Regions from separate parts of the Homo sapiens genome. Here region 2 is linked to region 1. Evidence: read pairs that join two places in POLR2A ChIA-PET (ENCODE). Cell type or tissue: CD4-positive, alpha-beta T cell. All regions are shown on one strand. Each heading gives the region's core, and the rest is flanking DNA. Links, peaks and the distances in the headings are about the cores only.

Evidence for each region. Peaks named below come from ENCODE experiments on the same cell type or tissue, not always from the same donor. Only the 100,000 strongest peaks of a DNase experiment are listed, where the experiment ranks them.
Region 2: POLR2A ChIA-PET joins it to region 1 with 18 read pairs; 13 of 35 experiments call an interaction of 5 or more read pairs at or near these places.

Annotation. Positions count from the first base shown.
Region 1 is chr1:25,884,807-25,900,944 of GRCh38, reverse strand. It overlaps STMN1 (stathmin 1), which reads left to right. Exons shown (of 5, transcript NM_005563.4): 5 at 1-829. It also overlaps the pseudogene SNRPFP2 and the pseudogene RPL39P7. Among named protein-coding and RNA genes, the nearest start is that of STMN1, 14 kb to the left of the region's middle. RefSeq lists enhancers at 5,265-5,314, 5,233-5,527, 9,320-9,823, 9,824-10,327, 9,835-11,034 and a silencer at 10,353-10,647. In CD4-positive, alpha-beta T cell, for the core only: CTCF peaks have their summits at 5,160 and 5,359 (motif pointing left); a DNase peak (open chromatin) is centred at 5,384.
Region 2 is chr1:25,960,218-25,976,355 of GRCh38, reverse strand. It overlaps PAFAH2 (platelet activating factor acetylhydrolase 2), which reads left to right. Exons shown (of 11, transcript NM_000437.4): 9 at 1,706-1,876; 10 at 3,644-3,798; 11 at 14,273-16,138. The coding sequence ends at 14,367. It also overlaps the pseudogene RNU6-110P. Among named protein-coding and RNA genes, the nearest start is that of PAFAH2, 30 kb to the left of the region's middle. In CD4-positive, alpha-beta T cell, for the core only: no CTCF peak of the experiment used is centred there; a DNase peak (open chromatin) is centred at 4,805; H3K27ac peaks cover 1,786 bases.

The sequences.
Region 1 (16,138 bases), core at 2,542-7,541:
TTATTTTTTCCCTCCTGACAAATATTTTAGAAGCTAATGTAGGACTGTATAGGTAGATCCAGATCCAGACTGTAAGATGTTGTTTTAGGGGCTAAAGGGGAGAAACTGAAAGTGTTTTACTCTTTTTCTAAAGTGTTGGTCTTTCTAATGTAGCTATTTTTCTTGTTGCATCTTTTCTACTTCAGTACACTTGGTGTACTGGGTTAATGGCTAGTACTGTATTGGCTCTGTGAAAACATATTTGTGAAAAGAGTATGTAGTGGCTTCTTTTGAACTGTTAGATGCTGAATATCTGTTCACTTTTCAATCCCAATTCTGTCCCAATCTTACCAGATGCTACTGGACTTGAATGGTTAATAAAACTGCACAGTGCTGTTGGTGGCAGTGACTTCTTTTGAGTTAGGTTAATAAATCAAGCCATAGAGCCCCTCCTGGTTGATACTTGTTCCAGATGGGGCCTTTGGGGCTGGTAGAAATACCCAACGCACAAATGACCGCACGTTCTCTGCCCCGTTTCTTGCCCCAGTGTGGTTTGCATTGTCTCCTTCCACAATGACTGCTTTGTTTGGATGCCTCAGCCCAGGTCAGCTGTTACTTTCTTTCAGATGTTTATTTGCAAACAACCATTTTTTGTTCTGTGTCCCTTTTAAAAGGCAGATTAAAAGCACAAGCGTGTTTCTAGAGAACAGTTGAGAGAGAATCTCAAGATTCTACTTGGTGGTTTGCTTGCTCTACGTTACAGGTGGGGCATGTCCTCATCCTTTCCTGCCATAAAAGCTATGACACGAGAATCAGAATATTAATAAAACTTTATGTACTGCTGTAGCAACTCCTGTGAAATGACTAAAGGGAACCTTAATTATTTCTAAAGTAGCATTTGACTCGGGTGGTTAAGGTTGGCAGATACGTCATCTTGTATCCAGAGGCTGTAATAGTCCCCATTGTCAGTGCTTTGCCTCTCAATTCAGGGAACGCCTTTGGCAGCTTTCCTGTGCTATTTGAGAAATAGCCTAATTATACATATTTTGTGCCTCTCAGACATCTGTATAAAAGCTCTTGGAAGCCAAGCACTTATAGCAAAAGATGATTGCTAATACTGCGGTGGGGTCCATGTGTTGCTAACGCATGTGCCTCTGCTGCTTGGGCTGTATCTTGAGATTGGGGTTTTACCAAACTTATTCATGAGAACAATAACAGCCTACCTCAACTTACCTCCTAAGATTGTTAGGATTAAATGGGTTTGTGGCAAGAGAGCACACTTAGAACATAGATATTTAGCATTCCGTATAAATCACGATTACTGTTTTCAACCAGAGGCTAATGAGTGATCTAAGTTTATACTCTTGAGTTGGAAATTATGCAGTTTTTATATTCCTTAAATTGACTTTTAAATTTACTTAAATGATCAATCAGAGGAATTCTGAACAAAGCTTGGTTTAAGGAGTTACGCCCATGTAGGGCAAATAGGAGCAAGTGCAAGTATAGTTGAATACAACAATAGGTTCTGAGCAATATCTAAACCAAGAGGACAGGATGAGGCTTGTGTGCAGTGGTGCAGCACAGTTCATCTTGGCTCCTGTCTCTGGCACATAGCAGGTGCTCTGGGATCTTTAAAATACCAGTTCTGAATAGATGGGAATATAAAGAGGGCCTGAGGGTAGAAACTTGGCATAATGATACGAGGTGTCCTACAAGTGGCAGTGAGCTTTTGTTCATCTAAGACATTTAGGGAGGGAAACTGGCCTCAGGAGAAAGCAAGGGAAGGATCAACAGGCCTGAAAGGATGCCTCATCAGTTACCACCCATCCCATGGTGGCCCTGACTTCCTATCAGAGGGCGATCCTGAGCCCCTGCCTTGTGACAGGCTTAAGTCACAGGAAACTGAAGGGGATGCATCTTACCACAGAAATAGAAGCTCTGGCTTTTCTATTTCACCTTGACCTTTGGAGAAGCACTTAGTCCTGGGCCCCCATTTTCTCCTGGATAAAATGAGATGGTTGGGGGAGATCAGTTAAGTAACTTTCACTCCCCCATTCTTTGCATCTGGCTTGGAGTGAAGAGGAGGAGCGGTGGCACCTACGAGCTTCTGGGGAAGTGTCTCTGGGTATGCATTCCCGGGCCCGGCATTCTCTGCCATCACGGGAGTCTGCGTCTGTCCCAGTGGGGCCAGCCTCTCCCAGCAGTACTTCCAATAGATTGGCCTAATAAGGCCAGAGTGGTTTGACAAGCAGTTGGGGCTGTCACCAAGGAGCAGACTCCATTCCTTTTGTCTTGAATGGAAAATGAGGCTTGTCCCTTCCTGAGGATTTTGTACTTGGGCCTTATGGTTGACTGGGCTCAGTGGAGAGAGGTTTGAAGGACGTGAAGGAGGCCCTTAAATTAACATTTGACAAGCACCTAGATTGTGCTCCACACTGGCCTTTGCGCTAGGGATGGAGAAAAGATGGGGTGGGACCAGCATATCACGTGCCCATGTGAGGGGAAGGAGAGCTGTAGAATGCTTACTTACCTGAGGGTGAGGCTCTCGACCACATACTTGTACTCACCAGGGTGCTTTAGTGCTTTGGTGAAAGGAGTGACCACAGAGGGCTTTGTGGTCTGGGAAGCTTTGAGAGGAGAAAGGACATGAGCTTGTCCTTTTGGAAGTCAGATGAACCTTCCAAGCCAAACCCCAATAAAGCACTTAATTGTTAAACACTTAGTAAGCCTGTGATTGCCACGTGCACAGAGAACCTGCCATAGTTAATGGCCTTTGGCAGGCCCTCCAGGCAGGCCCCCTCCCCATTTTTTTATTCTAAGCAGTGGAGGCTCTTTGAAGGCTTTTGAATGTGGGGGGCTGCAGTGGTCAGTAACAAAACCATTTTAAGGAAGAGAAAGTGGAGGCAGGGTGAGTTGACTGGAGAGTGGCTGCCGTTCAGGCTACGGTGGCCATGGTGGCTGTTGGGGCAGCACAGGGATGAGGTGGGAGGGCCTGCTGGGCTCTGGAGCAATCCATGTGACTGACACTGCACTGAGGAACTGGGACATGTGCTCTAAACTTGGGAAGCTGGAGGAGAAAGAAATCACTCCACTTGGGAAAATGGCAGTGCTACTATTTACTGAGCACTTAACGTCCAGGCATCGTGTTCATTTTCTCCACCATAGAGAAGTGAACAGGCAGAGTAACGTACCCAAGGTCCTAAGCTAGTAGGAGAAGCTTACCCAGGCAGATCTGCTCTAAGCCCTGCACAGGAAGGGGGGCTGCTCTGACAGCTCAGCATCCCCTCGTTGCCCGGAACAATTCCCCTCTGCCTCAGACCTGCTCACAAGTCTCAGCAAATGAAAGCCCTACTATTCAGCCGTTCCCACCTCCTTAAAAAGGCAGGGCCTCTTATCCTTGCATGCCTTGGAGTGAGGTCTCATCCCCCACCCCCAGCACCTTTATAAAGGTGCTCCTGTCTACTCTGTATCATTCTCCCAGTGGAGAATTCTGATTTTCAGTGATGTTTTAGCTGTCCCGGTAAACCTGTGCACCCAGATGACAGTTTGGCTACCTTACTGCGAATTCATTTGTTTGAATCACTGTTAAATGTGGTTCATTTAGGAATACAGAAGATAAAGGCCAAATTTTTTCTTTTCTTTTTTTTTTTTTTTCGAGACAGTCTTGCTCTGTTGCCCAGGCTGGAGTGCAGTGGCACGATCTTGGCTCACTGCAACCTCCGCCTCCCCAGTTCAAGCGATTCTCCTGCCTCAGCCTCCCAAGTAGCTGGGATTACAGGCGTGCACCACCGTGCCTGGCTAATTTTTGTATTCTTAGTAGAGACAGGGTTTCACCACGTTGGCCAGGCTGGTCTTGAACTCTTGACCTCATGATCTGCCTGCCTCAGCCTCCCAAAGTGCTGGCATTACAGGCATGAGCCACCGCGCCTGGCAAGGCCAAGTTTCTTATAGAAAAGCTTCCCCCTTTGGATGGAGGTTGGACTTAGATGCCCTAGAAGTTCCCTTCCAAATCCAAGACTGATTCTCTACAGGGTTGGATTGCAGACCACCTGAGATCAGAGACCATGTCATAGACACAGAGCTGAACTCCAAGGACCCAGACACATTGCTGGTGAGCCAAGTCTCTTGACACTTGCCTCCTCCCTTTTTGCCCAGGTGAAACGAAGGTCCAAAATGTCCCTGTGGCTGAGGCCTCTGCCAGCAGAAGCTGGTATTCTGTACTTAAGGGCGTAGGAAAGGGTTTCTGACTTGTTTCGTACATGCACTTAGATTTTTAAAACTTAGTTGTAGGGTTTGATGAGCTCCAAAATGCAGCAGCTTCATGGAAGGGCTCTGGTTCATAGTTAGAAAGGCCTGGCCTGCTTCCATCGTGGCCAAGAGCAGAGCAGTACCTGCCCAGTCCTTGGGCACCATATCCTACTGAGACAAGTAGGCTGCTGAAATTGGATCCATAGGAAGAAAAAACAGACAGGAAATGAGCCAGCTACCTCATAGCAGCCATCTCAGCAGAAAAGGACTGAGCCTCTCCTGGGCCTGGAGCTTCCAATCCCTGTGGCCTCCTGCTCCCCTCACTGGCAGAAAGCCCCAGTATTCACTGGGATGGGGAAGTCCCCATGCTAAGCCTAGCCTCCCCTCTTCCCTGCTCTCACAGCTCTCTATTTAATAGCAGCAACTAATAATTATTTGCATTGTCTCAGTGAATCCCCAGAACAGCCCTATGAGGTTATCATGGCCATTCCATAGGCGAGAAGTAAGGCAACTGGACCTAGATTAGGGGATTTACCTAAAATGACAACTAGCAAGCAGTAGAGTCAGGACTCAAACCCAGACTTTTAACCCCCATGCTGTACTGCAACTCCTCATGTATCACAAGTGTTACTCATTAATTCAAGTGTCTCCCCAGCTAGAACACAGGGTCCCTGAAAACAGGGACTCCTCCTGTCACATTCACCACTGGATCTCCTGGCTCGTGGTGGGAGGTTAATGTGCTGGATTAAATAATGATGAGTGGGTGGGTGACTCCCACGGTCTACCTCAGGGCACTGGCTTTGTCCTCATCCTTTGCGGACCCCATGTGGAGTAAACCCGATTTTCTAGAAGCAAATGAAGGGTCTGCACCAGCTTTGCAGATGGCTCTGAGGTGCACAATCCTTAATGGAATCCTCCTGGATCCGAACGCACAAACTGGTGGCCTGCAGCCAATGTTGAACCATAGGCATGTTGCATTCAGCCCATGCTGTGTTTTAAATTGTTGAATTAGCTGACAATTCCATGTGAAAATCTGATTTCAAGCTTATCTTGAAAAAAGCTGACAGATCTGGCAACCCTGGGCTTGCAGTCCCACCCAGCGGCCGTCAGCGGACTCTGGGCAGTTGCTGCCCCCTTGAGGCGGGACTTGTGTTCTGCAGCTCTCCATCCCCTTGGGCCCACCCACTTCTGTCTTTCGCTGGATCCGCCCTGCCCCTGCTGGAGGCCCAGCATTTGCAGTCCCTGACACAGAGACTAGTAACTCCATCACTCCAAGTCAGCCAAACTGTTTTTTAGATCAAAAGTCCAGTCAGTATAAAAGGACGTGTAATAGCCTGTAATCCCAGCACTTTGGGAGACCGAGGCGGGCAGATCACGAGGTCAGGAAATTGAGACCATCCTGGCTAACACGGTGAAACCCCGTCTCTACTAAAAATACAAAAACAAGATTAGCCGGGCGTGGTGGCGGGTGCCTGTAGTCCCAGCTACTCGGGAGGCTGAGGCAGGAGAATGGTATGAACCCGGGAGGTAGAGGTTGCAGTGAGCATAGATCACGCCACCGCACTCCAGTCTGGGCAACAGAGCGATACTGTGTCTCAAAAAAAAAAAAAAAAAAAAAGACGTATAATAAAAGTGAATCTCCCTCCCTCCCAGGTCACCTAGCTGTCTCCCGTGTCTCCTTCCAGAGATGTACTGTACCTCTAAGCCCAGTCACCAAACACTTGCTGGCACCTCTATGGGCCAGACACCAGCTGGGTATCAGGATCACATGGTACTTTTTCAAAATATGAGACTCAGGACCCTCAGACCTTTGGAGGTAGAATTTCTAAAATTGGAGCCAGCCTGTTGCTGGGTGTGGTGGTACACACCTGTAATCCCAGCACTTTGGGAGGCCGAGGAGGGAGGATCACTTGAGGCCAGGAGTTAGAGACCAGCCTTATTTATTTAGAGACATAGCAAGATTCTGTCTCTAAATAATTAAAAAATGAAAGTAAATAAAAAAATAAAATTGGAGCCCCAGTGTCTAGAATTTTTTTCAGACAGGGTCTCTCTCTTTGTCACCCAGGCCGGAGTGCAGTGGTGCAAACACAGCTCACTGCAGCCTCAACATCCTTGGCTCAAGCAATCCTCCAACCTCAATTTCCAGAGTAGCTTGGACTATAGGTGCATGCCACAATGGCCGGCTAATTTTCGTATTTTTTGTAGAGACAAGATTTCACCATGTTGCCCAGGCCGGTCTCGAACTCCTGAGCTCAAGCAATCCACCAGCCTCAACTTCCCAGAGTGCTGCGATTACAGGCATGGGCCATCGTGTCTGGCCTAGATTTTTTTTTTTAAGCCAGCGTTTCTGTTGCTCACCTAGGCAGAGACCCCTCAGGATGCAACATCTAAACACCATTGCCATCTCTCCAGTCCCCAACAGCCTGGTGGAGATGGGCCTGCAGCTGCACCCATCACAGCCCCTGCTCACAGTGTGCAGACTGTACCCTGCACAGGAGATCCCACTGAGGAGATGTGGGGCCTGAAATCCAGTCATACCCTACAACCAAGGCACACAGTACATTCCCTCATCTTCCCAGGAACAGGCACCACTTCCTAATTTACCATGTTACCCATTCAATACAAATACAGGGAGACCTGTGCTCTCCTCTGCTGTGGGACACAGATAGGGGCTCCTCAGGATGCAGGCCCAGGATGAATTCCTGTAGGAGATAATGCTTGGGTCAAGTTTGGTTTAGGGAATAGAAGCAAAGAAGTCACCTCTCTACTTTTTACCTCCCCAATCCAGGCTACCCCACCCCATGACTCCCTGTGGTTATCAGGGACATCACCATTCTCCTGGCCACTGACAGGGACACTTTAATAACAGTACACATTGGCCAGGCGCAGTGGCTCACACCTGTCATCCCAGCACTTTGGGAGGCCAAGGTGGGCGGATCACCTGAGGTCAGGAGTTTGAGACCGGCTTGGCCAACATGGTGAAACCCCGTCTCTGCTAAAAATACAAAAATTAGCCAGGCGTGATGGCGGGTGCCTGTAATCCCAGCTGCTTGGGAGGCTGAGGCAAGAGAATGGCTTGAACCTAGGAGGCGGAGGTTGCAGTGAGCCGAGTTCACACCATCGCAGTCCAGCCTGGTCAACAAGAACAAGACTGTGTCTCAAAAAAATAAATAAAAACCACTGTACATCAACAAGGCCCTTGGGGACAGCTGGGGCATAAGTAGGTGTCAGCCATACATCAGAGCAGTGTGCCTGCCCTGAGCTGCTTGGGGTTGACCAGCCTGGTGTCCAGAAATGCCTGCTGGAGGGAGTCGTGGTACAGGAACCTTGTGCTCTTAGAAGGTCTCCTGAGAGGCCCTGTAAAGCCAGAGTCCCTCTTAGCAGCTCAGATCAGTGCTATCAAAGTATAGCTCGGGGATTGCTGCCAGCATACAAACTTTTACTGGTCTGCAGCGAGATAAGTACAGAAATTGAAAGTAAGCATTTAGAAACTTTTATAACAATTTTACAAGGTCTTGTCAAATGTTATTAAAACAAAGCTGAGGCTGGAATTTCACCTTTTTCATTTCGTTTTTTTCAATTTAAACAAATTGTAGTAAAATATAGATAATATAAATGTACCATTTTAGCCATTTTTGAGCGTACAATTTAGTAGCAGTAAGTGCTTTCACAATATTGTGTAACCACTAGTATTATATAGTATATATTTTTAAAATTTTACAGAAGTATTAAGTTAGCAGCAGATTAAACATTTTTTTCTTAAATTGAGCTTGAGAAGCGCTGGCCTAAATGGTAACCTGTGGGGAAGCCTTGATGGTTTGGAGGCTCCTAATTGAGTCCATTGCTTGGCTTTTTTCCCCAAATCACGGAGTGGAGTTAGGTCCCAGAGAATGGTGTTGGCTGAGGCCCAGGCTCCCACCCGGGCTAGAAAACTGGGCAGATGGGCACCACCCTTGAAGGGAGGCCAGCCAGGCACTGCAAAGCCTGGGGTAGTGCTGTCCCGTGTGCCCGGGCCAGGAAGGCTAGATGAGAGGCCCGGGGGCGTTTGGTTTAGAGGCCCAGCAGGCTTTCCTTCTGACTCAGTGTAGGGAGGCGGTTGTTTAGAATCTCAAGAATCTCAGCTCCAGCTGGGAGGGGACCCTCAGCGGCTCAGCGGCTCAGCCGTGGTGGCATCTACCCTCCCTGTTTAAAGAAGGAATCTGAGGTAAGAGAGAAAGAACTGGTTCAAGCTTGCAACCAGTTAGTGATGTAGTAGTGATGGTCTCAAATACAGGCCTTTTAATTCCTAGGCAGAGGCAGGGCAGAGATTTTATTTAAAAAAAAAAAAAAAAAAAAAAGTCTTGCTCTGTCTCCCAGGCTGGAATGCAGTGGCGCAATCTCGGCTCACTGCAACCTCCGCCTCCTGGGTTTAAGCAATTCTTCTGCCTCAGCCTCCCAAGTAGCTGGGATTGCAGGCACCCCACCACCATGCCCAGCTAATTTTTGTATTTTTAGTAGAGACGAGGTTTTGCCATGTTGGCCAGGCTAGTCTCGAACTCGACCTCAGGTGATTCGCCCACCTCGGCCTCCCGAAGTGCTGGGATTACAGGCGTGAGCCACAGCACCTGGCCTAATTTATTTTTAATTTTAATTTTTAAATTTTTCTCAGACTTTAGTGAGCATAAGAATGGGCAGAGATTTTTAGAGTCACACAGAATAGTATTCCGGTTCTGGCTCTAAGAGCTTTTCAGGGGGCTTGGGCACCCATACCCTCATCTGTAAACTGCAGAGACCCCCTCGCAGGCTGCATGAGTATTGAGCCCAGTGCTGAAATGCCCAGCACAGGGCTGGCCCCTCCCTGCCCAGTGTTCCTCCTGCCAGCTTCATGGGTCTCCCCAGCCTGCCATTTCCCCCTCATTGTGTGTGTTGGTGGTGGGGGGTGGCGGGGTGCAGATGAAGGCAGATCCTCTTCCCCAGAATGAGGAGAGCAGGGGGCTCACAGCCTGCTGCACTGGCCCACCTCCACAGCCCTGTCCCCACTGGCCGCCTCTCTGTACTTGCCTCTGCCAACTCTCTGGGTCTTTGGCCTTTCTTTCCAAGATGCAGAACGTTTGTAAAACGAAGGGGTTGGACCAGAAGAACTCAGAAGTCCATTTTGAGAAGGGGAAGCTAAAGTTCAGATGCCTTAAAGTTCTGTGTCTTTTCTAGGAGGTCCAAACTCCCAGCATATCTGACTGGGCTGCCCCCAGGGGACTGGGACATCTGCTTTTGTGTCACCTGGCTCCATCATTTCTCCCTCCTCTCTTTTCTTTCTCTTACATGACTGAAGTTGTTTGAGCTCTTAAACAATTTGCCGTGCATTGTATAGGCATTTTACATAATCCATCTGAATTTTTTTTTTTTTTTTAAGATGGAGTTTTGCTCTTGTTGCCCAAGCTGGAGTGCAATGGCATGATCTCGGCTCACTGCAACCTCTGCCTCCTGGGTTCAAGCAATTATCCTGCCTTAGCCTCCTGCAGCTGGGATTACAGGTGCCTGCCACCATGCCCGGCAAATTTTTGTATTTTTAGTAGAGATGGGGTTTCACCATGTTGGTCAGGCTGGTCTTGAACTCCTGACCTCAGGTGATCCAGCCACCTCGGCCTCCCAAAGTGCTGGGATTACAGACATGAGCTGCTGTGCCCGGCCCCGATTGAATCCTTAAAACAACCTTGTGAAGTAAATACTATTCTTTTTTATCCCATTTTATAGATGAGGAAACTGAGGTTCAGAGAGGGTCAGGTCACTCATCCACTGCTAATTAGAGGCAGAGCCAGCAGGCTGCTTGCTCTCTCAATGCCATTTTCCAGATGGCGGGGGTCCCATTCTGGCTTGAATTCATGGGGCTCAATATGGCAGTGCCTGTGCTCACCTCTTCTTTCCAGTTTTTTCCAAATGGTCTCTGACTCAGTCCCTGGATACGCTCGCCTAGCAGGATCTCCTGGGCTGCTGGGTGTGTCCCGTAGACCCTGGCCGACCTACGGATGAAATGAGTAGTCAGACAGGTATGCAGTGTAACAGCAGCTAGATGACTACCTGGCTCTAGTGGCCAGAGAGCAGCCCCGAGAAGCTGGGGCTGCTTGCTTTTATTCCGTGCAGGCACAATGCCGGAAACCTGGAGCCAACACAACCTGTAGGTAATTAACATTTATTCTTCCCCTTTCAGGGAACTTCATGTGCAGATAATCAAAGGTCAGTTTCTGGTCAACATAAGTAAACAAGCCTGTTTAAGATAAATTCCCCCACACTCCCTTGTACCTACTCCTTGCCCTCTGCCTCAGGGTTATGGAACAGCTGCCTTCAGCTGTTCTCTCCTGGAGCTTTGCAGAGCCCTCTGACCTTTCAGAAGGCCTGCTCCTTTTCCCTGTAGTTTCTCCCACCACTCTGACTGATCTCCTACACTGGGCAATCAGGGAAGAGGGCTGGGATGTTAGTCCAGTTTCGGACATACCTCATGTGTTGCGTCCCCTTCCCCAAGCTCCTTCTTCTGCTTTCTCTTTAGATCTTCAAGAGCTAGAAGGTTCCCTAAGAGACCACCCGAAACAAGCCTCTCCATCCACGTATTCATTGAATGAATACACCTCCAGTCCTCCTACTTACCAGGCAGTGTTAGGTCCTGAGGATACAGCGATGGACAAGGCAGACAAGGTCTCTGCCCTTGTTTACATCCTGGGGGGAGAAGACAGACTATAAAAGAGATTAGGATGAGTGCTGTGAGGATGAAAAGGGTGATATAACAGACAATGACTGTGGGCAGGTGCAGTGTGTTCCTGGCAAAGGGAACTGCTAGTGCCAAGGCCTGATGGCAGGAACTAGCAGGTGTGAGGAAGGAGCCTAAGTGAGGCCCTCTTGGCTGGATGAGGTGGGCAAGGGGACCCCATACAAGGAGGTGCTCAGGGTCCAGCTGTGTAGCCTGGGGCCAGGGCGAGGGTTTGGTTATAGTCTGCATGATGCAGTTTTGAAGGGCTTTAAGGGGGGAGTGATGTGATCAGATTACATGTGTAAAGAATTCTTCAGCCACCAGGAGGAGAATGGACGGTAAGGAGAGCCGGAGTGCACAAGGGAGAGAGATGAGAGTGGCTTGGACAGTGAGGTGGAGGGTCATGGTTAGATTCAGGATCTAGGTCATGGTGAAGATAACAGGAGCTGTTGGACTGGATGTGGGCATGCAGTGAGGGCTGACTCTTGGGCTTTTCCCTTGGGGAGCTGAGTGAAGGGGGGTGCCATCTACTCAAACAAGCCTGGAGAAGGAGTAGGTGTGGGGGGATGGATGGAGGGGAACAATGGTTTCATTTGGCCATCATGGCAGACCTTGCTGGCTGCTCTCCCAGGACTGAGTCTCTCCTCCCTTATAACAGAAACCTGAAAAGTGTTTTATTTTGTTGTTTTTGTTGTTTGAAATGAAAGGTCTCACATATTTATTACTGAACCCAGCCAACCAACGCATTCATAACAGATTCAGAGAGGAAAAATGTATTCCCAATAAAACATGTCTAACTGCAGATAACGGTGACATTTTCAGCTTGATATGGTAATGTGATTGTGACCTTCAGACAGCATAAATGTGTGTGCCATCTCATGTGGAATTCCTTATAGACCCAGCTTGGTTCTCCTCCGATGTCTCCTTTTGGAGTTGTACCTGATTTTATTGCCAGTTTTCATCCTAATCCACTGGAGAATGGAACGATTTTGCTTTTGTTTCTTGACCAGGAAGTCTTGTGAGAAGACATGGCAAGAAGCGGAGTCAAGCACACACCACGATGGCAGAGAAAGGGAGAGAGGGGCCATTGTTTTTGTTGTTGTTAAGTAGTCACCTGTCTGGCTCCTTGTACCTTTTGCCCTTTTCCCATCCTCCTTTTTCCTGGAACAGAGACGTGATACCTAGAAGTACAGCAGCCATCTTGTGATCATCAGGGTAAAAGTCACATGATGGCTGGGACAGGGAGATGGATAGATCGTGGGTCCTTGATAATATCATTGAGCTGACATACCAGTCTAGGCAAGTTGATCATTTTACTTGTTTAAGCCACTGTTTTTGAGCCACCACACCTGGCCCATTGTGGCTTTTCATTGCTTGCTGCTGAATGAAGTCATAGCTGATGGAGTCATGTTGAGTTCAAGATTTTTGGAGGAGGGACGTGGGTCTAGGGAAGGAGGATGAGGTTACCCCATACACTGAGCTAGTCAACCCAGAGTTCAGTCGTTTATTCATTCAAGAAATATTTATTGAGGACCTACTATGCACCAGCACTATCCCAGGTGCCGAGAATTTAGCAGCAAATAAAGCAAGGATTCTCACCCTTGAGGAGTTTGCATTCTGCTGTAATCAAGAAGCCAGCCTGACTTATGGGCAATTGCATTTCATTTAATCCCAAGGGTGGTGGGGTATGAGGTGTGAACAGGTGATGGTGGTCGGGCATGGCATGTCTATTCCCACAGCCCTCCTCACCCACTCGTGATGTTAGCAAATCAAAATAGTCAACATGTTTCTTCAGTGTTTTCTAGGAGCCAAGCACTGTGCTGTGTTCTACCTCTGACGGAGGTGTTCTGATTATCCCCATGTTATAGGAAGGTTAAGAAAGCAGCTCTAGTCACACAGCTAACCAGCGGTTGTGCTAGATTTAAACCCAGGGCTTTCTGACTCCAGAAATTCACTGACCCCCCTCCCACCCCTGGGCAACCTCTTTAAAAAACAACAACAACAACAACAACAAGGGCCGGGCACGGTGGCTCACGCCTGTAATCCCAGCACTTTGGGAGGCCGAGGTGGGTGGATCACGAAGTCAAGAGATCGAGACCATCCTGGCCAAAATGGCGAAACCCCGTCTCTATTAAAAATACAAAAATTAGCCAGGCATGATGGCACATGCCTGTAGTCCCAGCTACTCAGGAGGCTGACGCAGGAGAACCACTTGAACTCGGGAGGCGGAGGTTACAGTGAGCCAAGATTGCGCCATTACAGTCCAGCCTGGCGACAGAGCGAGACTCCATCTCAAAAAAACAAAACAAAACAAAAAAACCCCAAAAAACACATCTTTATTGTCTAGAAATCTATATTTTCAAAATCCCCCAGAAAAGATGCTGTTCTCTCACTTCCCCCATTTTCTTCCTTTTCTTCCATACCTCTACTATAAAGGACATTTTTATACCATATTAAAACTTCACCCAGATGTCCAGACAGCTCCCCACCTATGTATTTCTCTTATTTGCAAGCTGCATGTTCATGTAGCCATCTAAGATGCCAGATAGCCCTTGTACTCCATTCCCCACTTTGTTTCAGCATCACCGGCTTTCCTGTTAACCCACTGAGGAAAGCTTCGGGATTGAGGGGTAGACTTACCGTAACTATGGGCAAATGCTGCAGGCTCCTGGACAACCTCTTGGCCCCTTTTCCTGTACCCCTTTTTGTCATTGTTTAACAAACCACTTCCTGATTTCCCCTTTCTCCTTGCTTTGGAAAGGGACAATGTCTCTTGTTCATTCCTGTGGTCCAGGCACCTGAACGAAGGCCTGGCAACCTTCATTCCTCCATCCCACTTTTTAAGAAGCTTTCTCTATGCTGAGTGCTGGGAATATAGACAAGTCACAGAACAAGACACACAACCCAGGAGGGAAACAGGTAATTAACAGGTGTCACAGTATAATGGGTCTGGTAGGATAATCAGAGGGACCTACCTTTCCTTGGTACAGGAAAGGGCATCCAAGTCAGAACAGGGTGGTGGGGACCGGTCAACGAGGGCTGCCTGGAGGAGTTGACACCTGAGCTGAGTCCCAGATGAGAAGCAGGAGTTGAGCAGATAAATAAAAGCAGTGGGGCCAGGCACGGTGGCTCATGCCTGTAATCCCAGCACTTTGGGAGACCGAGGCAGGCAGATCACGAGTTCAAGAGATCGAAACGATCCTGTCCATGGTGAAACCCCATCTCTCCTCAAAATACAAAAATATTAGCTAGGTGTGGTGGCAGGCATCTGTAGTCCCAGCTACTCAGGAGGCTGAGGCAGGAGAATCTCTTGAACCTGGGAGGCGGAGGTTGCAGTGAGCTGAGATCACACGACTGCATTCCAGCCTGGGCAACAGAGTGAGACTCCATCCCCCACCAAAAAAAAAAAAAAAAAAAAAAGTGGTGGGGGTGTTCCAGACAAAGGGAGCAGCACATGGAGGGTGGAGAGAGGCGAGATGGCAGCATGTGAGCATGGCTGGACTGTGGATGCAGGTGCACTCGTCTCCCACTAAGGAGTCCCGCCTAAGCATCCTAGAAATCTGGGGCCAGAAGGATCTTAATCATCAACAAATCCAACCTCCTCCTTTTCCAAATGAAGCCCAGAGAGGGGAAGCCATTTTTCCAAGGTCACATAGAAAGCTAATGATGGAGAATAGACTCAAACTTGCTGCACTGCCTGAGTTTTGGATTTTCTTTTTTTCCTTCCATTCCTTCCCTCTGCCCTTCCCTCCCACTGTCCTCCAATTCATATTTGTCACATGCCTACTTTGCACCAGCCCAGTACCCTGACCTCCTTGCCTTAGAACCTTAGGCTTCCAGAGCCTAGGTCATCACCACCTCTTCCTATCAAACCTCCTCCCCACACCCCGTTCCTGCCTGACCTTTCCTACTCGTTAAAAATCCAGATGCCTAGGTTGCTTCCCATACCAACAAGATCAGAATGTCTGGGGGTGGGGGCCAGGTGTCAGTATTTTTTAAAGATCCCTGGATGATTCCATTTGTAGCAAAGTTTGAGAACCACTGTTTTAGCCCTGATGAAGGGCCCCTCCACCTCCTGTCCCTTGGCCTCTGGGTTGCAGATGACCTGGTGATTTTTCTTTTTCTTCCAGATGTACTTCTGGACTCACGGGCCTGGGGCCCACCCAGCACAGATCTCTGCTGAGCAATCTTGTCTCCACTCTGTTCCTGCCCTTTGCCCAGCCCTGGGCCTCCAATCTGCATTGATTACCTGGTCTGATCTCTCTCACCATCACTAGGTACTTAATAAATATTTGCTGTTGATGATAGCAATGACCTTGAGACTGATGAACAGTCTGGCCAAGAGGATCCTTGATGTGGAAGATAGAAAAAGCCTTTGGGGTCAGGCAGACTTGGATTCTAATACCAGCCAGTTCTGCTTGCTGTGTCTGAGCCTCAGTTTACTCATCTGTGAAGAGGAGGTAGCAAGAATGAAAATGCCTGCCTTGTGGTTTGTTGTAAGGACAGACACTGCCAACGTAGAGGGCCCAGCAGCTCACAGACCAGTTGCTCTGAGAGCAGACCACTCTTGCCTTGATGGTAGGGAACTATTTTTGTGCGTGGCAAGTGGGACCTTAGGAAGGAAGGCAACTGTGAGGCTTCTGAGAAGGACCCTACACAAGGGAGTTTCCTCCCAGGGCAGGTGAATGGAGAGGGTGGCAGAAGCCTACGGGAAGGGGTCACAGGGATCAGCTAGAGAGTGCCACCACCCTTCCTGGGGAATGCAGGGCAAGGTCCCTGGTGGGAGTTTTCCTGGGAAGCCAAAGAAGCGCCCAACAAAGACAGAATCAACATTTGGGTACCTTTGGTACCCAGAGGCAGCAATGCCAACTACAACCACACTGGAAGAAGAAGACCTTCTCCGCATAGATTCTCTGATCTCTTCCTCCTTCATGGCACCAGCCCTGGGGAACCAGCATGGTGGGGAAATAATGAAGCTGGAATACAACCACTTACAGACTTCACAACCTCCTCCTGTAGATACCAAAGGGATTTTAGGATCACATTTTATTTCTCACCTGAGCAAGAAAAGCTACAGGAGCATCTCAAGCAGAGGGCAGGAGTCTCCAGAGGAGTTCAAGGGGCTCTGGCAAGAAAAATCAAGGGGCTGTGTTCAAGAACTGGCTCCCTTGGTGATTGTATTACGAAGCCCAT
Region 2 (16,138 bases), core at 1,766-6,765, 76 kb before region 1:
CTAGGAAACATCACAAGACCCCATCTCTACAAAAAATTGAAAAAAACAAAACAGCCAAGTGTGATAGTGCATGCCTGTAGTCCCGGCTACTTTGAAGCCTGAGGCAGGAGGATCACTTGAGCCCAGGAGTTCCAGGTTACAGTGAGCTCTGACCGCACCACTTCAGCCTGGGCAATAGAGCAAGATCCTGTCTCAAAAAAAACAGAAAAAAGAAAACAGGCTGATATGTCTCTGAGAAAGTGAAATCAAGACTGGGAAGGCAAAGAAGCCAGTCGTGTGAAGATCTAGAGGAAGATCTTTCCAGCCAGCAGGAATAGCTAATGCAAAGGCCCTGCAGTGGAAAGAAGCTTGCTGTGTTAGGGTGGGAGGAGCGTAGTGAGTGAGGGGGAGGCAATTTAAGCTGTGATCAGAGAGAGAAGCAGGGGCCAGATCACAGGGTCATCTGGCCAGGGTAAGGAGGTGTATATTTTATTCTACGTATGATGGGAAACTGTTGAAGATTTTCAACAGAGAAATATCAGTCTTACATTTTAAAAGATCCTTCTGGCTACTATGTGAAGAATGGATTGTAGCAGGACAAGACTGAAAGCCTAGAGGCTCATTAGAGAGATTCTGTTTCAGAGTCAATGTGAAAGATGATAAATTTACATCAGGATTGAGATAGTGGGATGGAGAGAAGTGATTGGAGTCAGGATATGTCTTAGAGTTTTCAGGATTTGGTCATGTGGGAGGTGAAGGAAAGAGAGGAAATCCAGGTTTTTCTTCTTATTTTTTTCCCTCTGAGACAGGGTCTTGCTCTGTTGCCCTATGCTGGAGTGCAGTGGTACAATCAGCTCACTGCAGCCTCAACCTCCTGGGCTCAAGTGATGCCTCAACCTCTCAAATAGCTGGGACTACAGGTACATGCTACCATGCCCTGCTAATTTTTTAATTTTTTTTTTTAAGAGATGGTGTCTTGCTATGTTGCCCAGGCTGGTCTTGAACTCTTGGGCTCAAGTGATCCTCCTGCCTCAGCCTCCCAAAGTGCTGGGATTACAGGGATGAACCACCATGCCCAGCCCAAGGTTTTTCATTTGTGTATCTATTATTTGAGTGGAAGATGATTGTCCTTTATTGAGATGGAGAAGAATAGAGGAGCATTTCAGGGGTCTGAGGAAGGAAATGGCAAAATCTTAAGGCCCATAATATTGCTCTTGGTGACATGGTTTTGCTGTTGGCACCAAGGAGGCTTTTCCTGACCTCACATAGAACCTTGTGCAATCAGGGCACTAAGTTATATTGTTTTGCCACTTTGTCTATTCTGTCTTCCCTGCTGGACTGGGAGCTCCTTGAAAGCAGGAACACTCATTTATGTCTATATCCAAAGCACATAGTAGACACTCAATGAATGTTGAATGAATGAATAATTAAATGAATGAAGTGCCATTCTGTGGAACTCAGGTCAGTCACCTGAGAGTAGATCCAGGAGAAGAGGGATATCTGATCCTTGTTCTCAGAGAGTTTGAAATCTAGAAGGATCTTTGGTGAAAAGTAAAAGTGATCCCTACCTAAGATCCTGACTGAAGGCCGTGGGCCCTGGTACCCCCCTCCTGGCTTTCTGAGCCTTTACCCCACCAGAGGGAGGAACTCCGCCCTTCCCTCCACCACCCTAACTATTCTTGCCTGGGATCCGCATGGCAATTCCAAATGTCTGGTCCTATTCCAGGTGTGCGGTGGCTCTGGATGCTTGGATGTTTCCTCTGGAACGTGACTTTTACCCCAAGGCCCGAGGACCTGTGTTCTTTATCAATACTGAGAAATTCCAGACAATGGAGAGTGTCAATTTGATGAAGAAGATATGTGCCCAGCATGAACAGTCTAGGATCATAACCGTTCTGTGAGTAAACCACAAGGTCGTGATCCCAGGGCCCTCTCCATTTGCCACTTGCTGTGGTGCCCTTAACTTCTGGATTACCCAAAACTTTCTACCCATTAGTAGGATACCTGAATACTTCCTGAATTGCAAAGTCTAAATTCTTTTAGAATTTTCTGTCTGTCCTTCTTCTCCACTGAGCTCCATCTACAGTGATTTATTCCATAGTTTATCTGACTTTATGACAGGATTTACCTAGTACTTTCTGAAAAAGGGCATTATGGGGTTGGGTGTTGGAAAGGAAGTGGTGTGGGTTTGGATGAGTTCCAGAGATTGCTAGCCTCATTTGGGAATTTTATTGGGTCTTTGGAAGAGTGTGAATATGGTAGACCTTTGATATTCACCAGACACATTTCTAGAGACCTTCATGAATACCAGAATCACAGATCACTGTTAACATATGTTGTCTTCCATAAACCTTCTATATTCTGGTCAAGAGAAGCCACATTTTTTCACTTCCATCATCAGCACTATCAGTTAGTTTTCTTTTGGGAGCCATTTTTCACAGGGAAAAAAACATTTTTAGTGACTTTAAGAAATGTTCCACATGTGGGAGGTGATATTGAGCCACAGATGTCGGGCTGAGATCTCACGGACTGCTCCTGCCCTGCAGTTGAGCCCAGCGGCACACAGGATCCAGGGATCCATCTGGTTCCTATTTCAGCAGAATGACAAGTGACTGCATACCATGGACCTTTGGAGTCACTGGGTAGTTGAAGTGCCAAATCCAGAGCCCTCGAGCACTGGGGCCGGCAGTATGGCCAGTGGCTTCTTCCCTTGCTCATCTTGGTCCTGGCCCTCTTTCCTAGGGCCACCCCTCCTCGTTCAGTTAGGTTTCATGGCAGTAGACACTGCCTGAATGCTTCCCCAGGTCAGATTCAGGAGGGAAAGGAGGTGAGGCCAGTTGGGAAGGGGTACACTCAGGGGACTTAACGCCTGGCAATGTATCGTTTATTCAACTGAGTGCTGGATACTCAAGTATCCCATATATTATTCTATACACCTTTTTGTGTGCCTTAACTAATGCATTTTTTAAAGTCAGTTTTTCTGTGATATCAGACAAATACTTTAGCATTTAGATTCTCTTTCTCTCACTGAATTGACTAGTAAATTCAGTTATGAATAATTTAGCCCAAAATTAACCTAGCAAGGATTTCACCTGCAAATTAAATTTATTTTCTGCCAAAGGACTTAAGTTCCAACCCAGAAACCCCCTTTTACAAAGCACTCACTCTTACTTTTCTGATTGTTTAAATAAAGGCAAGTAATTCCTTTTCCCTCTTCACTCTGTGGTACAGTTCTGAAGAATAACTTCATTTGTTTTGTGAATGTTTGAAATTCACCAGGCAAAAGCCACAGCTAATAGATTGTAGTAACATAGAAATGCCACGTGCCACAGATCCCACCTCCTTGCTCCTGTCCCTGCTCCTGCTAGCTCAACCTTTTCCCTGCACTGCCAGGCATTGTAGTCTACGGGTCAAGCCAGCTTTGAAGCCAAGCACATCTGGCTTCAAATCCTAACTCCATCCCCAACTACTTGTATGACCTGACCCTAAGCAGATAGTTTCTCTCCTTGGATTCTGTCAAGGGGGAAAATACTTCCCTTACAAGGTTGCTGTGAAAATAAAGTGTGATAATACATGAAAAGCACCTTGCACATAGTAGGTGCCTAACACACATCTGTATGCCCTAGCCGCCAGACCCCTGCCAGTTGTTTTTCTTTTCCCCTAGTGGTTCTGTTCATCGGAGTCAAACTGACTTTGCTTTTGTGACTGGCAACTTGATTGGTAAATTCTTCTCCACTGAAACCCGTGGGAGCCTGGACCCCTATGAAGGGCAGGAGGTTATGGTACGGGCCATGTTGGCCTTCCTGCAGAAGCACCTCGGTAAGGAGAAAACTGGGGCTCTTGGGGCAGCTGTGGGGTCCCTTAGATTTCCTTGCAGCAGAGTGAGAACTCTGACATGTCTGGGATCTGGGAAGGAGATTTATGGCAAATGGAAAACCTGAGTGAAGGAGAGACTTACATAGAATTACAGAAAAAACAAGTCCAGGTGCAGTGGCTCACGCCTGTAATCCTAGCACTTTGGTGGGTTGAGGTGGGAGGATGGCTTGGGGCCAGGAGTTCGAGACCAGTCTGAGCAACATAGTGAGACTCTATCTTTACCAAAAAAAAAAAAAAATTAGCTGGGTGTGGTGGCACACACCTATAGTCCCAGCTACTCGAGAGGCTACGGTGGGAGGATCAGTTAAGCCTAGGAGGTCTAGGCTGCAGTGAGCCATGATTGCACCACTGAACTCCAGTCTGAGCAACAGAGCAAGACCTTGTTTCTAAATAAATAATTAAACAAATAAATAAGAAAAAATACTTAACTGAAAGTTTGGAGATCCTGACTATCTTACTTGCAGAATGACCTGGCCTAGTCATTTAACCTCTCTGAACCTTGGTTTCCTCCCTGTAAATGGAGTATTCACCTCTCTCTACTCCACCACCTCTCTCCTTACCCAGACTCATTATTGCCCACCTTATCTGCATTGTAGGGGAGTTTATGAGGATAACGGGCTAAATTTATGGAAGTGTTTTAAAGAAACAAAGCATGGAAGGACTATGAATAATGTCATCAGTCATAGAGCAGCTAAAGGGCGAGGCCTGCAGAGGTCCATGGTCCAGCTTCCACCCAGAGGAGGCATCCTCTTATTAAGCTTTATTGGTTACAAAGACTAGAGGTTCACAAACTTAGCTTGAGAAAAAAAGGGGAGTTTGTTTATGAGAGTGCACCTGGACTGGGTGGGAGTGCAGTTATAGAAATCAGGGTGGCTGGCAGGACTGACTTTTCTTTCCGTCTGTCTCATGGGTTCAGTCTCTCTGTGTCTTCCTCTCACGACATCTCTTTTTCTTTGTTCCGTTATGCATTTTTTTTTCTGCTCTGTGGTTTTTCTCTCACTGATAGCAGCTGTTTATTCCATTTCTGCTTCCTCATAACTTCACTCGGCTTGAACCACTCAGAGTGTGTTCCCTTTAGCTTGCGGCATCCTTTCATCTTCAGCTCCCACTGCTCACTGCCATATTTTTTTGGATTTCTTTGAACAGATTTCCAAGAGAGGCAATTTGATTGTATCAGCTCCTCTTTGCCCACCAGAACACACTGTAGCCCCGTCCCAGCTAGGCTCTGAGCTCTCTGCATCAGAGGTCCCTTTCTGATCCCTCAGCAGGTGCTGTGTGCAGGGCAGTTTCCATGAGAAAGGAGCCAGGCTTGTCTGAATTTCAAAGGTTTGACTTAACTCTAACCTAAGAGCAAGATCTCCTAGTTTGTAACCCTCCTCTACTTGCCCAGGTTAACCCCTCAAGAGCTACCCATAGAAGCCTCAGACGGCACCTGGCAGTTCCCTAGATATTTGAAGTCACCTATGCTAGTCTTCTCTGAGTGTTCTGTTTATTAAACTAAATGTTCGTGGTACCTCCACCTGTCCCGGTTCAATTCCCCATGTTGCTATTTGTTATCCCCTTCCTTTGGAGTCGCTGTTTTTTGGTGCCCCTTCTAAAGTGTAGTGCCCTGGCCGGGTGTGGTAGCTCAACATCTGTAATCCCAGCTACTTTGGGAGGCTGAGATGGGAGGATTGCTTGAGGCCACGGGTTTGAGACCAGCCTGTGCAACATAGTGAGACCCCATCTCAGCAAAAAAATAAATAAAATTAGCCAGGTATGGTGGCATGTGCCTATAGTCCCAGCTACTCGGGAGGCTGGGGTGGAAGGATCACTTGAGCCTGGGAGGTCAAGACTGCAGTGAGCCAAGATCATGCCATTGCACTCCAGCCTGGGCAACAGAGTGATACCGTCTCCAAAAAATAAAATAAATAGATAAACTGTGGTGCCCTGACTTGACTATAATGTATTAGATGTGGTCTGACCGGTGCCATCCTGGACAGTCTCTTCTGTGCTCTGTTTTTTGTTTTGTTTTGTTTTGTTTGAGACGGAGTCTCACTCTGTCTCTCAGGCTGGAGTGCAGTGGTGTGATCTCAGCTCACTGCAACCTCAACCTCCTGGGTTCAAGCGATTCTCCGGCAGTTCTCCTGCCACAGCCTCCCAAGTAGCTGGGACTACAGGCATGTGCCACCACACCCAGCTACTTTTTGTATTTTTAGTAGAGACAGGGTTTCACCATGTTGGCCTGGCTGGTCTCGAACTCCTAACCTCCAGTGATCCACCTGCCTCGGCCTCCCAAAGTGCTGGGATTACAGGTGTGAGCCATCGCGCCTGGCCGTCTCTGTGCTCTGGACACTAGCCTTTTAGTTGGATGACCTGAGTGCATTCACATTCCTCACAAGTGCACAACAAACAGCCTGGATTGAGTTTGCATTTAAAACACATCTGTCTTACGCATTTATTGACTTTTTGGAAGTAAATTTTCATTTTTATATTTCTGCCTGTTCGTTTCATCTTACACATCGTGAGCCTTGATTCCAGCCTGTGTTTGGAGACCTTAGGGTCAATAAGAGATTTTAGGGCATCATTCTTATCACCTGGCAAGCAGGGAATGGACCCATGTCTCAAGACTTTAATGGCGCCTGACTGCCTGGTCCTCAGCCCCCTTCCCCTGTCCCCTCATAGGCACCATGTCATTATAAAAGCTTAAGATGAAAGATGATGGGAAGCCCACCATGGCACGATTGGGCTCCCTTTAAAAGCAATACCCGTTGAGCTAAGATACTCACTGTTAGAAACCTGCTAGCAGACATGGAAATGGGAGGTAGGAGGCACTTAGACTGAAAGAAGATTTTTGAGGACTTACTTTATGCCAGGCCTTCTGCTCCTGCTTTATCGCGTGTAATTCTAGAGACAGCCCTTTCCAGTAGATACCTTTATTATTAACTGCATTTTACAGGGGAGGATACCAAAGCGTAGGAAATTTAAGTAATTTCTTTAAGGTTATCTGGTTATCAAGTGGCAAAGCCAATATGTAACCTAGACTGGCCAATTCCAAGGCCCATGCCCTTAGTCACTTCACTATGCTGGCGGTGACTCTGGTGACAATTCAGAGTGATAAGTTCCATGGCCACAGTAGGCACTCAGTCTTTAGACTGTCCACACGGAGGACAGTCTCCTAACTTTGACAGGAGAGGAAGAACAGCTAGGAAAGGGGGCTTCCTTGACAACACAATGTTTGCCTTTAATCTTAGTGGAGGGTTCACAGGCAGGAAAGGGCGAGGGTCTTCTGGACAGAAGGCATAAATGCTTGAGTGGGCCTGGTCAGGATTGGGAAACTGTGTTTAGTGTATCTGGAGCTCAGGAGAGTGAATTGTTGAAAGGCAAAGATAGAGAAGTGGGCAGAAGCCAGAGGAAGAAGCCTATGGATTTGCTGAAGTGAGTTTGAATGTTATTCCACAGGCTGTCAGGAGCCCCTGGTGAGTTCTAAGCAGGTGAATGTTGTGATTAGACTTGTGTTCACAGTCTGGTGCATTGTGGAGGATGGGGCAAGGTGAGAGGCAGGGAGCTCTTAGGTAGGAGGCTTTTGCAGTAATCCGAGTGATAAGAGATAAGACAGTCTGAAAAAGTTGGGCACAGTGGCTCACGTCTATAATCCCAGCATTTTAGGAGGCTGAGGCAGGAGGATTGCTTGAGCCTAGGAGGTTGAAGCTGCAGTGAGCTGTGATTGTGCCACTGCACTCCACCCTGGGTAACACAGTGAGACCCTGTCTCAAAAGAAAAGAAAAAGGCCAAGGCTGTGGGCTTGGGCAAATTAGCTTTACAAAGAGAGAAAAGCTTTTAGTAGGCACACAGTACATTGTCACATGGGAAACTAAAATAGGCTGTAAGTGGCTCAGCTGAACCTCTCACTCTGAAAAAAATTCCTTCTGAGAGCACTTGTTTGGCTGTTCTGGGGATATGATCTTCTATGAAGACTGGTGCTTCCTTCATATTAACTCCATGCAGCTCCTGTCTCCACCTACTCTCCTCTCCCACTCTCCTGGAAGACTATTTCACACCTTTTTTCTCCTCGAACCTCTCACACCTCTTCCCTTATCCTGTCTCTCAGTTAACTTTGCCTCCCACTTCACCAAGAAAATGGAAGCAACCAGCACTTCCTCAGACTCCCAACACCACCTCTCCCCACCTTCCTGTGTATAATCAGCTTTCCTTTCGGTTACTAGAGTTCCCACCTCAGTTGCCTCATTAAGGCCAACCCCCCAACACAAGATTCCATCCTCTTCTGTCTGCTCAACATGATTGCGCCAGTGATTTTTCCCTCTTTATTTTATTTATTTATTTATTTATTTATTTAGGACAGAGTCTCACTCTGTCACCCAGGCTGGAAGGCAGTAGCTGCCATCTCAGCTCACTGCAACCTCTGCTCCCAGGTTCAAGCAATTCTCCTGCCTCAGCCTCCCGAGTAGCTGGGATTACAGGCACCCACCACCATGCCCAGCTAATTTTTGCATTTTTAGTAGAGATGGAGTTTTGCCATGTTGGCCAGGCTGGACTCAAACTCTTGACCTCAAGTCATCCGCCCACCTCGGCCACCCAAAGTGCTGGGATTACAGGCGTGAGCTACCATGCCCAGCCCCTCTTTACTTTAGATCATCAATTTTTCCCTCTCTGCTGGTTCATTTCATGCTGAAGTTTCTCCTAGAAAAAAATAACTTTCTCTTGACCTCAATATCCCCTGCAGTTGCCACCCATCTCCCTGTTCCCCATCACAGCAAAACTCAAAAGAATGTCTGCTTTCGCTTTTTCTAATTCCTCTCTTCCCATTCCCTCTTAACCCACTCCAGGCTTTTGCATCACAGTACTCCATCAAAACCGCTATTGTCAGGGTGCCCAGTGACCTTCACAATGCTAGCTCCAGTAGTTCTCATTCCCCAACTTCTGGAACTCTCTGCAGCTTCTGATAAAGTTGATGGCCCCCTCCTCTGGGAAACCCCCATCTTCACTTCAGAGATCCACACTGTGGACTTCCCCCTATCTCCATGTTTGGGCCTCTTCCATCTGCTGTGCTGCTTGCGGGGCCCAGTGCCTGGACCTCTTCTAATGGCTTTCCGTGCCAACTCCATGCTGGGGACTCCCTCTGCCACTGCTCCCCAACTCTACTTAGTCATCTAATAGAAGTAACAAACAAAACCAATTTCAACTGCACTCTTTTCCTTCTTCGTTAATCGTAGCTCCATCCTTCTAGTTACTCAGGTCAAAGTCTTCATCCTTGTCTCTTCTCTCATGCCTCCTACCCAGTCCCTCAAACAATCCTATTGGCTCTACCTTCAAAATACACATGGAATTGAATCACTTGTCACCACCCCACAGCTACCATCCTGTCCAAATCATCTCTCATCCAAATTAGTGCAGTGGTTTCCTAACTGGTCTCCTCACTACCACCCTTGCCAGTCCCTCTCTTCACAGTCTTTTTTTTTTTTTTTTTTTGAGAAGGCGTCTCACTCTGTCGCCCAGACTGGAGTGCAGTGGCGCGATCTCGGCTCACTGCAAGCTCCGCCTCCCAGGTTCACGCCATTCTCCTGCCTCAGCCTCCCGAGTAGCTGGGACTACAGGCGCCCACCACCAGGCCCGACTAATTTTTTTGTATTTTTAGTAGAGATGGAGTTTCGCCATGTTAGCCAGGATGGTCTTGATCTCCTGACCTTGTGATCTGCCTGTGTTGGCCTCCCAAAGTGCTGGGTTTATTTGTATAGATGTAGGGGGTACAAGTGCAATTTTCTTACACAGCTATATTGCACGTGGTAAAGTCTGGGCTTTTAGTGTACCCATCACCCGAATAGTGAACATTGTATCCAGTAGGTAATTTTTCAGCCCTCACCCCTCTCCTACCTGCCCACCTTTTGGAGTCTCCAGTGTCTTATTTTTCTACTCTGTATGTCCATGTGTACCCATCATTTAGCTCCCACTTATAAGTGACAGCATTCGGTACAGCATTCGGTATTTGACTTTCTGTTTCTGAGTTATTTCACCTGGGATAATGGCCTGCGGTTCTGCAAAACGTGATTTCGTTCTTTTTTTATAACTGAGTAGTATCCCATGGTATATCTGTACACCACATTTTCTTTATCAGATCTTCTGTTGATGGGCACTTAGGGTGATTCCATATCTTTGCTATTGTGGCTAGTGCTGTGATAAACATATGTGTGCAGGTGTCTTTCTGGTGTAATGATTTCTTTCCCTTTGGGTAGATAGCCAGTAGTGGGATTGCTGGATCAAATGGTAGTTCTATTTTTAGTTCTCTGAGGGATCTCCATACCGTTTTCCATGGAAGTTGTACTAATTTACATTCCTACCAACGGTGCATAAGTGTTCCCTTTCTCTGCATCCTCACCAGCATTTATTGTTTCTGGACTTTTTAATAATGGCCATTCTGACTGGTGTAGTATCTCATTGTGGTTTTAATTTGCATTTCTCTGACGGTTAGTGATGTTGAACTTTTTTTTTTAAATATGTTTGTGGGACACTTGTATGTCTTCTTTTGAAAAAAATGTCTATTCATGTCCTTTGTCCACTTTTTTCTTTTTTTGAGTCCAGTTTCTGCAGAATGCCTACTTTTTAATGGGATTATGTGTTTTTTTTTTTCTTGTTGAGTTGTTTGAGTTCCTTGTAGATTCTTTTTTTTTTTTTTTTTTTTTTTTTTTGAGACAAAGTCTTGCTCTGTCACCCAGGCTGGAGTGCAGTGGTGTGATCTCGGCTTACTGTGACCTCTGCCCCCCAGGTTCAAGTGATTCTCCTACCTCAGCCTCCTGAGTAGCTGGGATTACAGGTGCCCGCCACCATGCCTGGCTGATTTTTTCGTATTTTTAATAGAGACAGGGTTTCACCATGTTAGCCAGACTGGTCTCAAACTCCTGACCTCAAGTGATCCACCAGCCTTGGCCTCCCAAAGTGCTGGCGTTACAGGCGTGAGCCACCATGCCCAGCCTTTCCTTATAGATTCTGGATATTAGCCCTTTGTTGGATATATAGTTCAGAAATATTTTCTTCCATTCTGTAGGTTGTCTATTTACTCTGTTGATTGTTTCTTTTGTGGTACATAAGCTTTTTAGTTTAATTCAGTCTCATTTGTCTGTTTTTGGTTTTGTTGCATTTGCTTTTAAGGACGAATTCTTTGCGTGAGCCAATGTCCAGAAGAGTTTTTCTTCTAGGATTTTTATAGTTTCAAGTCTTATGTTTAAGTCTTTAATCCATCTTGAGTTAATTTTTATATATGCTGAGAGATATGGGTCCTGTTTCATTCTTCTTCATATGGCTATCCAATTTTTCCAGCACCATTTGTTGAATAGGGTATCTTTTCCCCATGTATATATTTTTGTTGACTTTGACAAAGATCAGTTGGTTGTAGGTATGGGGGCTTTATTTCTGGGTTCTCTATTCTGTTTCATTTATCTATTTTTCTGTGTTTATACAAGTAACATGCTCTTTTGGTTACTATAACCTTGTAGTATAATTTGAAGTTGGGTCATGTGATGCCTCCAGCTTTGTTCTTTTTGCTTAAGGTTGCTTTGACAGGCTCTTTTTTGGTTCCATATGAATTTGAGGACTTTTTTTCTAATTCTGTAAAAAATGGCGTTGGTAGTTTAATAGGAATTGCGTTGAATCTGTAAATTGCTTTGAGCATTATGGTCATTTTTAACAACATTGATTCTTCCATTCCATGAGTGTGGGATGTTTTTTCCATTTGTTTGTGTCATCTACAATTTCTTTCATCAGTATTTTGTAGCTCTCTTTGTAGAGATCTTTCACCTCCTTGGTTAAATGTATTCCTAGGTTTTGTTTTGTTTTGTTCTTGTTTTTGTTTTTGTTTTGGTGGCCATTACAAATGGGATTGAGTTTATGATTGGGTTCTCAGCTTGATTGTTATTGGTGTATAGAAATGCTACTGATATTTTTGTTTGTTTCTTCATTTGTTTTTTATAGAGACAGTGTCTCACTTTATTGCCTGGGCTGGTCTCAAACTCCTGGGCTCAGGCGATCCTCCTGCCTCAGCCTCCCAAAGTGCTGGTGTTATAGGCATGAGCCAGTGCACCCAGAAAAATCACCACCACTGATTTTTGTACACCAACTTTGTATCCTGAAACTTTACTGAAGAGTCATTTTATTTATTTATTTATTATTTTGGCTTCCTCAATCATGGTATTATTATTTATTTCTCTTTAAAAATATGGAAAGCTTAACGAATTTGCATGTCATCCTTGTGCAAGCGCCGTGCTCATCTCTGTATTGTTCCAGTTTTAGTATATGTGCTGCCAAAGCGAGCACTGAAGAGTCTTTTCTTCATAGAGCAGCCAGAGTGATCCTTTTAGGAATTTAGTGAGATCTTCTCACTCTTCTGCTCCGAATTCTCCAGTGGCTCCCAGTCTCCCTAAGAGCCAAAGCCAGACTCGATTATCCTGCCAGGTATATGTCATGTGGCCCTCCAGTCCCTCCTGGCCTCCTCCCCTGCTGTTCTTCCCTTGGCTCACTTCACTCTCACCACATGAGCCTCGAACGCGCCAGGCACGCTGCAGCCTTAGGGCCTTTGCACTGCTCCTCCCTCTGTCTAGAACATTCCTCTCAGATAGTCTCGTGGCACACTCCCACTTCCTTCAAGCCTGGCCTCAAATCTCACCTTCTCAGTGAGGCCCACCCTGACCACCCTTTTTAAAACATTGGCCTGGCCAGGCACCGTGGCTCACGCCTGTAATCCCAACACTTTGGGAGGCCGAGGCGGGCGGATCACAAGGTCAAGAGATCGAGACCGTCCTGGCCGACATGGTGAAACCTCGTCTCTACTAAAAATACAAAATTAGCTGGGTGTGGTGGTGCATGCCTGTAGTCCCAGCTACTTAGGAGGCTGAGGCAGGAGAATCACTTGAACCTGGGAGGCAGAGGTTGCGTTGAGCCGAGATTGACCACTGCACTCCAGCCTGGTGACAGAGCAAGACTCCATCTCAAAGAAAAAACAAACAAACAAAAAACATTGGGTCCTTCCTTTCTCCCTTCACTCCAACCCCTGGCCACCACCAGTGCTTCCCTTAACGGGCTCTATTTTTTTTCCATGGCACCTCTCCCCTTTTCACATCCTATATAGTTATTATGTTTATTGTTTGTCTCTGCCACTAGATGATGAGCTCTGTGAGGACAGCAGTTTCCATCTGTTTTGTTTGTGGATATATTTTTAGCTCAAAGAACAGAGTGTGGCACATAGTGGATGTGCTTATTGTTTTTTGAATTAATGACTATGTAGTACTTATACATTGAGGACCTATTCCGTGCCAGGTTCCTGGCAGGGCACTGGGAATCCAAAAATGCATGAGAGTGGTCCCTGCCTTCTGTCCCAGAGTCTGTTTGTTTTGAGGAAGGACACCATTCATCTGCTTAGCTTGCCCTGCTCCCTCAGCCTGAGGGCTTGGACCCTTTGTGCCTGTTCTTGCCGTGTAGTTACCCCTATTGGCTGTGAGCTCAGGGCCCCTTCTTGAGTCATTCCTGGAGTTTCGCTGCTCCATGATGTTGCTGTCCTCTTGCTCCTGCCCTTCACTGAAGTGGTCCTGGATTTGCACCCACAGGCTGAGCTGTCAGATACTGCTTTTTGCCTAGTAACCTCCTTGAGCCTGGAACTAGACTTTTCATTTTCTCAGCCTTTTTTTTTTTTTTTCTGAGACATGGTCTTGCTGTTGCCCAGGTTGGAGTGCAGTGGCATTATCACAGCTCACTGCCGCCAACTCCTTGCCTCAAGCAATCCTCCAGTCTTGGCCTCCTGAGTAGGTAGGACTTCAGGCACACACCACCATACCTAGCTAATTTCTTAATTTTTTTGTAGAGTTGAGGTCTTGCTACGTTGCCCAGGCTGGTCTAGGAACTCCTAGCCTCAAGTGATCCTCTTGCCTCAGCCTCCCAAAGCACTAGGGTTACAGGCATAAGCCACCATGCCCAGCCCTCTCTGCCTTTCTGACTTGGATTTGAATTCTGTCTCTACCACTTAATAGCTCTAATGACCTTGGGCAACTCAGGTAGCTTCCCTGATCCTCAGTTTCCTGAATTACATAATAAGATTAGTATTAATACTTAGTTCATAGGGATATGGTGAAAATTAAATGAAACCATGAATGTAAAGCATTTAGTACAATCCTTAGAATGAATTCTCCATCAATAAATGTTACCCTCTGTTATTATTATCGTTATTGAATTGTTATGGATTATGTAAGTCATTTATAAAGGCACTGAATAAATGATAGTTATCGTTACCGCCACCACCACACAACCCCACCAAAACCAGTCCTTTTGGTATCCCAGGCGCTCCTCTCTCTAGGATGACCCCTTCAATGCATGTCAGCTACTCTTTGACCAAACCTCACAATGATTTGCCTAATGTTCCTGTTTTTTTCCTTTTCAGACCTGAAAGAAGACTATAATCAATGGAACAACCTTATTGAAGGCATTGGACCGTCGCTCACCCCAGGGGCCCCCCACCATCTGTCCAGCCTGTAGGCACAACTGGCCATTTGTAAAGTCACTTCAGCCAAGTTTTCATTTGGGAGCTACCCAAGGGCACCCATGAGCTCCTATCAAGAAGTGATCAACGTGACCCCTTTTCACAGATTGAAAGGTGTAATCACACTGCTGCTTGGATAACTGGGTACTTTGATCTTAGATTTGATCTTAAAATCACTTTGGGACTGGGATCCCTTGCTGATTGACAAACAGACTTTCTGGGACCTTGATGGAGTGGGGAACAAGCAGTAGAGTGGGACTGGGGGAGACCCAGGCCCCGGGCTGAGCACTGTGAGGCCTGGATGTGAAGACTCAGCCCAGCGAAGCTCATTCCCTTACCCCCGGCCAGTGCTGCTGCTTCAGTGGAAGAGATGAAGCCAAAGGACAGAATGAAAATCCCTACCTTCAGAGACTCTAGCCCAGCCCAACACCATCTCTTCCTACCTCTCAGCCTTCTCCCTCCCCAGGGCCACTTGTTGAAGTCTGAGCACTTTATGTAAATTTCTAGGTGTGAGCCGTGATCACATTTTCTATTTATTTCCAAGTCTTCTCATTGTATGGAACATAGTACTACTTATACTTACAGTAGTAAGTTATACTTGTGAGCCCACAGAGTGGCAGACAGCATGGCTCTCACAGCACAGGGAGAAAAACTGAGGTACACAGAGGTACCTCAGAAGCTCTGGATGTCTTTGGGGGTTTTGCTAAGTGTATCTTGATAGGAAACAACAAAAGCAGGTTGAGATGGGGAAGATGACAGAACAACAGTGTTAAATGGCCATTTGCACAGGCCTTTGCCACAACAGAGAAGTAGTTTGGTCAGCTAAAACTCAGCTGCAGCCTGGACAGTAGAGCGAGACCCCATCTTAAAAATAAAGAAGGCTGGGCGTGGTGGCTCATGCCTGTAATCCCAACACTTTGGGAGGCCAAGGCAGGCAGATCACTTAAGGCCAGGAGTTCAAGACCACCTGGCCAACATGGTGAAACCCCGTCTCTACTAAAAATACAAAAAATTAGCCTGGCGTAATGGCAGGCGCCTATAATCCCAGCTACTCAGGAGGCTGAAGCAGAAGAATCACTTGAACCTAGGAGGCGGAGGTTGCAGTGAGTCAAGATCGCGCCACTGCACTCCAGCCTGGGTGACAGAGCAAGACTCTGTCTTAAAAAAAAAAAAAAGAAAAAGAAAAATTTAAAATAAATAAAATTTAAAAACGCAGAAGGCCACTCCCAGAGAGGCCTAGGAGTACCTTGGTCATTTTTTCTTGCCTCAAATATTATAAACCTCCAACTTGCTCAGAATCAGGGTGCTTTTATTGTCTGTTTTCTGGCTCTGAGGCCCTTGCCCCAAATTTAAGTCAGATACAGACTGAATTTCCATTCTGTTCTGTTTATAATATGAATGATATTAATACTCTTGTTTGCTTAATGTTATGTTGGAATTTTCTGTTTAATCTGCAGTAGAGCAAGATGGAGAGCCATCTGGAATTGACTTCCTTCTGTCTTTCTTCTGTGTTCGCTTACTACTTGGGCCCATGTGGGAAAAAAACTTTAAAAGGAAGGAAGTCTTCTTAGGGATCCAGTTCAAAGCTATTTGGGGGCATCAAACTGAAACTCTCTTCTCCACTACTCAAGACTTCGTGCCTCAGTCCAAGTAGGTAAGAGCAAAAGGGAAATGCATCTCTACACAATGGCCCATGGTCAGGGCCACCAGAGCAAGCTGGGCCTAGATCTCCACCTGTCAGTGACTGGCCATTCTAAGAGGTGAAAC